Regions from separate parts of the Homo sapiens genome. Here region 2 is linked to region 1. The links are chromatin contacts, found by Hi-C in ENCODE. All regions are on one chromosome and are shown on one strand. The core of a region is the stretch at or near the end of the contact, and the rest is flanking DNA. Distances in the headings are between cores, read along the strand shown.

Region 1 (2,805 bases), core at 209-2,708:
TGGCGCATGCCTGTAATCCCAACTACTCGGGAGGCTGAGGCAAGAGAATCGCTTGAACCCGGAAGGTGGAGGTTGCGGTGAGCCTGAGATCGTGCCATTGCACTCCAGCCTGGGCAACAAGAGCGAAACTCCGTCTCAAAAATCAAACAAAAAAAAGTTCTATGGTTTGAAGAGATATAAGGAAAGGAAGAAAGGGACGTGGCATGAGGCAGGCAGGGGAACATTTGTGTTCTTCCCCACACAGCAGCCAGATTGTTACTTTCTCAACACATCTGAGAGCATCACTCCCTGGCTTAAATAGTTATGTCTGAGCACTTTACATGTATTAACTCGTTTTATCCTTACTGTAGTTCTGAAGTTAGTCCAGGTTTTTTGTTTTTTGTTTTTTTTTTTTTAAGATGGAGTCTTGCTCTGTTGCCCAGGCTGGAGTACGGTGGCACAATCTCGGCTCACCACAAGCTCCGCCTCCCGGGCTCAAGCAATTCTCCTGCCTCAGCCTCCCAAGTAGCTGGGATTGCAGGCGCGTGCCACCACACCTGGTTAATTTTTGTATTTTTAGTAGGGACAGGGTTTCACCATGTTGGCCAGGCTGGTCTCCAACTCCTGACCTCAGGTGATCCGCCCGCCTCAGCCTCCCAAAGTGCTGGTACTATAGACGTGAGCCACCGTGCCCTGCCCAAGTGCAGTTATTATCCTTGTTTTGTATTTGATGAAACTGAGGCAGAGAGAGGTCGAGTAACTTGCCCAAGATCACAGTTACAAAGTGACGTGGGTAGGATTCAAACCCAGCAGGCTGCCTCTAGAGTTCACGTTCTCACTTAACCAAAGATTAAAATCCGTCTTGGGGGGTTTGACACCTATCTGTCCCTGCAGTAGACCCACCCTGGCCCATGCAGTTCGTTCCCTCTCGCCAGCTGCACCCCCTCCAGGACCTGGGAGCCCAGAAACCAGCCGAGCCTCCAGCGTTTGGCCTCCTCCGCCACCAGAGGGCGTCATGGGCCGATCGCCCCTCCGCTAACCGCTCATCCCAGGAAAAAGGGGCGCACAGAGGACAGGATGCCAACCCCAAAACCGCAGCGACGTCTCTCTGCCTTGGGGCTCACAGCAGCGGGCCGCGACCTCCCACTAACGCCTGCCGCAACCCAAGGAGGAGACAAAAGTCATCTTCCGGGCTGCAACATTAACCGTCATCAGCGCGCCTCTTCAGCGCGCACTGCGCCAACCCTGCGGCAGGAGGAGGCGGAGCCCCCGCTCTCGCCCCGCCCCCACCTCACGTGACCCGCACGGCGCCTCGAGGCCGGAAGCGATTGCGAGCCAGCGCGCGCGCTTCGGCGTTCCCGGCGGTCTGCGAAGTTTCCGGAGCCCGGGTCCCGCCGCGGGTTCGCGCTTGTGCTCGCGCTCGTTCCTGGAGTCGGCGGCCGCTGCGCGCGCTCGTTGCCCAACCCGGTCCCCGCCCCCAGACACGCCGGGCTCTCGGGGCACCACAGCCATGTGCTCGTTAGCGTCAGGCGCTACCGGTGGGTACCCTGGCCCCTCAGCACCCGGCTCGTCCAGCCCCAGGCCGCGCCGCTGTGGGGCCGGTGGAAGACCCTCCGGGACACGGGCCCGGGCAGGGTGGGGGGCTCGCAGGGATCATGAAGGAGGTGCTGAGTGAGGGCCGCGGGCGAACGGGGCGGAGGAGAGCCCATCGTCACCTGCTCCTCGAGCCCCCGGGCCGCACCGGTGTCCGAGGCCGATCTGATTGTTGTGTGTGTGTGTTAGGCGGCCGGGGCGCTGTGGAGAATGAGGAGGACCTGCCAGAACTGTCGGACAGCGGGGACGAGGCCGCCTGGGAGGATGAGGACGATGCAGATCTCCCCCACGGCAAGCAGCAGACCCCCTGCCTGTTCTGTAACAGGTTCGTCCGCCTCAGCGCCTGGCCTCTGCCCTAGGGTGCCCGGGCGCGTGGGGTCTGTGTGCCCAGGAACGCCTTCGGGCGGGAGGCAAGCCAGAGTGGCCTGTCTTTGAATTCTGGAACCACTGGTCTGGGGTGAGGGCTTGTGGAGAAGGAGGACCCTCGGTAGTAGAGAGGGGGAACCGTGAACTGGAAGGCCGGTTGTACTGCAAGCTTTTGACTGGTAGTGCATTGAATCTGTGGTTCCCAAATCTTGTCACTTGAGACGCTGAAAACAAAATGATACTGAACTCTGCACCTGAATCCTTCCAAGTCAGGGATGGGGTCTAAGAATATTCTGTTTTTATGAGGACAAGATCGGAAGTAACAGTGAAGTTACTAACGAGTTACTACTAACGAGTAACATATTTGGCAGCCACCCTGAACTAGATAATCCCTACGGAGCCTTCCGGCTTTACCATGCTAATTCTTTGACCAGTACAGAGCTTCTCAGGTGAAACATTTCTTTTTTATTTGAGCGGTTTCCATAGTCTAAGAAGGAAGTTCACCTTACTTAAGTAGGACTTTTCACTTAAGGAAAAAGACTGTAGTATCAATAATTTGCTCAAGGTCACAAAGCTGTGGTGTGCTTATTTCCAAACTCACATTCTTGCCACTTAAAATTCTGCCTGTTAGTCTTGGGAAGCTTTGGCTCCTGTCCTAGGCAAGTAGGCATGAAAGAGGCCCGGTTGGCATTGGCCGGTGTTACTTTAATACATTTTCCAGTGTTCCCTGTATCTGGGCATGGTGCTGAGTGGTGGTGCGTTAGTGTTCTCATCTGTAGCCCCATTGGGTAGATAGAATGCCTGTATATATTCTAGTTGTCATAAAATATTTATTGAGCACCAGTGGTACCGTGGCTGTGATAGCCT
Region 2 (2,805 bases), core at 119-2,618, 5.9 Mb before region 1:
CCAAAGAACAAAGTTCTTTTGGTTTTACAAGCTAAGTAACATGAAGTTAAGTGCACGATGGAATTAAGATATTCCAATACACATCCTCAACCTGTTGCCTAGAGAAAATAATCAGCCACATTAATATATTGAAGTCTACAAAAATTATGACATTTTGAGGAATATCTAAACTATTACAATTTCTTTAGGTTTACTAAGATAAACTGAGATGTTCTATTTCAAACAACCAATATTTAAAGAAGTTCGCATTTTTAATAAAAGGTCTATCGAAGAGATCCTAGAAAAACTTTAGACAAAAATTAAGCATTTCTAATTATAAAGGAATATGAAATATGAGTTTTTTATTTTTGTTTTTTCTTTTTTCATTTCATTCTCAAAATAATATCGAAGTTTACCTAGATCATTTTTTAAGCTAATTTCAGATGGTGGTTCTGAATCCATTGGCACGTTAATTAACGTGTAGCATACGTTCTCAGCCGCCGTCATGGTTTCTGGTTATATTATAACCAATCCTTGACACAAGATTTAAGGATGCCAGAAAATCTAGAAAAATAAACACAGACATATCATTACAAATTAAAAAAAAAAAACCCACAAACAAGTACCTATAGTGACCTTTTAAAGTATTAGAAAGGGCAGGTCAATCTATATCGTGTTCCCATAAAAATAAATTCTAGTAAAAACCACATTATCAGCTCTGGCATAAGGTATATTATCTATCACTCCCTCATCGCATCCCGGTCCAGTGTTTGAGAATGCTGTATAGCCGAATGAAGGCCCACAGAACAGTGACAGTCCCCCCAGCCACACCCCACAATGTTATGGACCGTATGGTTTTTACACAACACACAATCTGCATGCTCAAGTTAAGAGACCTTGTGCCTGAATACTCTGCCAAAACCCTAAAGCGCTTTATCGCGGTCCTTGGTGGGTTCCGACTCTATGTCCGCGGGTCCCTTAATCAACGCGCTGCACCCCCACCTCGCCCCACCCGCTTCCTCCTCCCCTTCCTCCAGCAAAGCAGCCCTAGGCCTGAAAGGGTACGCCTAGGGGTCTTGGGAGGGAAAAGACCCCCGGCCAATACAAAGGACGGGATGGAGCGTCCGACCCGGAGCTTCCTAGCCCTCCGCCCCCACCCCGACCCGCACCCCCACCCGTACCCCCACCCGGTCCCTTCTGCCAGGCCCAGACGCAAGCGGCCTAGTCGCTCCCCTTCCGCATCTTCCAGCTAGAAAGCCAGTTCTTCCGACTCTGCCCGACCCACCACGCCTCTGGGACTGGGGGCTTGTGGCCCACTACCAGGCTCCGAGGGGCAGTGGTTTGGTGCAGCCGCGGATCCGTCTACTGCGGCTCCGTCTACTCCGGCTATGAACCGCAGCAGCGGCGGCGGCGGCTCCAGAGTCCTTGGCTGACGTGGAAGGGGGTGGGGTAACGACCGAAGCCACAGCCACCTAGCACCTACGGCGACTCAGAGAGGACATGCTTTCTTTGTGCAGCGCTTGCGCGCTGCAAGTATATCCTATTTTCTTCCTCTTCTCTTGTCCAGGGTTTGATTAGGCCGCAGAGCAATGAAACCACGTATTTTCTAGTTTTCCCTGCAAGCCAAGCTCTGAGTTAAGCACTATGCTAATTTAAACGCTAACTGGAAATCGTTCCTTCTTCAGGAACAGTCAAGGGGAGAAAGTGCTTGGAGAGAGGGAAACTTTTACAGGGCTCTGTTCCCGTGAAAAAGAGCTCTGGACTAGAAAGTGGAAACCCAGTAATCCTTTTTCTTGTCCACACCCTAATAAACTGGGAAAGTAACTAATACTATTGGGAAGGTAATTCAGTTATTTTATTAATTATCACTAGATTAAAATCCATTTCAGTTCTTAACATCGCTAGTAGTTTGAATCTGCCTCTCTGCAGGTAGGGCTGGAGTTATTTGAAAATCCAAAGTCACATTGGTATAATTTCTGCTTTTTATTTAATAATGGCCTCTTTCCGTGATCCTTTCTGAGCACCCAGTAGATTAGAAAAAATTTTTATGCATAAAGGGAGACAGTCACTGTTTTAAAGGATTTTACGTATCTCCAAAGACCTGTTACAGCTGCAATCAGCCATAGTACTTTCGGTTTTGCCCATTTGAAGTTCCATAGCACGCCCCGCCCCTACACCTCCCTCTGCCCACAAAAGGGTTTTATGGCCAATTATTAATAACAAAATATCTTAAAGCTTAAGCAAAATACTGCGAATAAAAACAGATCTGACGGCAACTGCCCTAGTTAACAGGTTCATCTCAGGAAGATGGAACACCAATAGTACCTCATTTATGTAGGATCTAGCTCTTTTGAGCTTTCTCTTTTTAGAACCATCAAGCAATCTACAAATTCTTTGAGCACCCAAAATTGTATTCAAAGGCCATGTGTTGACAGCACTTTAAGAGTGCCTCTCTGATTCTGTGCATTCATTTTTTTTAATATTTAATCTTAATGGTAGAGTGACATGAATACAGAGATCCCATATACTCTTTACCTAGTTTCTCCCAATGGTAACATCTTGCATAGTTATAGTACAATATCAATTTCAGGAAATTGACAGACATAATTCACCCAGCCTTGTTCAGACTTCACTAGTTTTACATGTACTCGTTTTTATATTCACTTGTAGACAATTTTATCATGCTTATATGTGTGTAATCACCAACACAGTCGAGACAGAACAGTTCTATCACAAGGATTCTCATGCTGTCCTTTGATAGCCATAGCCACCTCCCACACTAACCTGTGGCAACCACTAATAATTCTCTATGATTTTTATCATCTC

Evidence for each region. Hi-C counts contacts between places; a loop is a spot of excess contacts on that map. Pooled maps may share reads with other maps.
Region 2: a pooled map shows a loop between it and region 1 (10-fold over the local background). The contact joins the promoter of COPB1 here to the promoter of PRMT3 in region 1. A Hi-C loop is called at or near these places in 4 of 50 pooled maps.

What each region holds. Positions count from the first base shown.
Region 1 is chr11:20,386,258-20,389,062 of GRCh38, forward strand. It overlaps PRMT3 (protein arginine methyltransferase 3), which reads left to right and starts at 1,459. Exons shown (of 16, transcript NM_005788.4): 1 at 1,459-1,517; 2 at 1,762-1,897. The coding sequence starts at 1,490. RefSeq lists enhancers at 1,167-1,336, 1,210-1,817, 1,818-2,424, 2,280-2,329 and a silencer at 1,170-1,729.
Region 2 is chr11:14,498,443-14,501,247 of GRCh38, forward strand. COPB1 (coat protein complex I subunit beta 1) reads right to left here and starts at 1,369. Exons shown (of 22, transcript NM_001144061.2): 1 at 1,265-1,369; 2 at 396-543. The coding sequence starts at 486. RefSeq lists an enhancer at 1,491-1,590.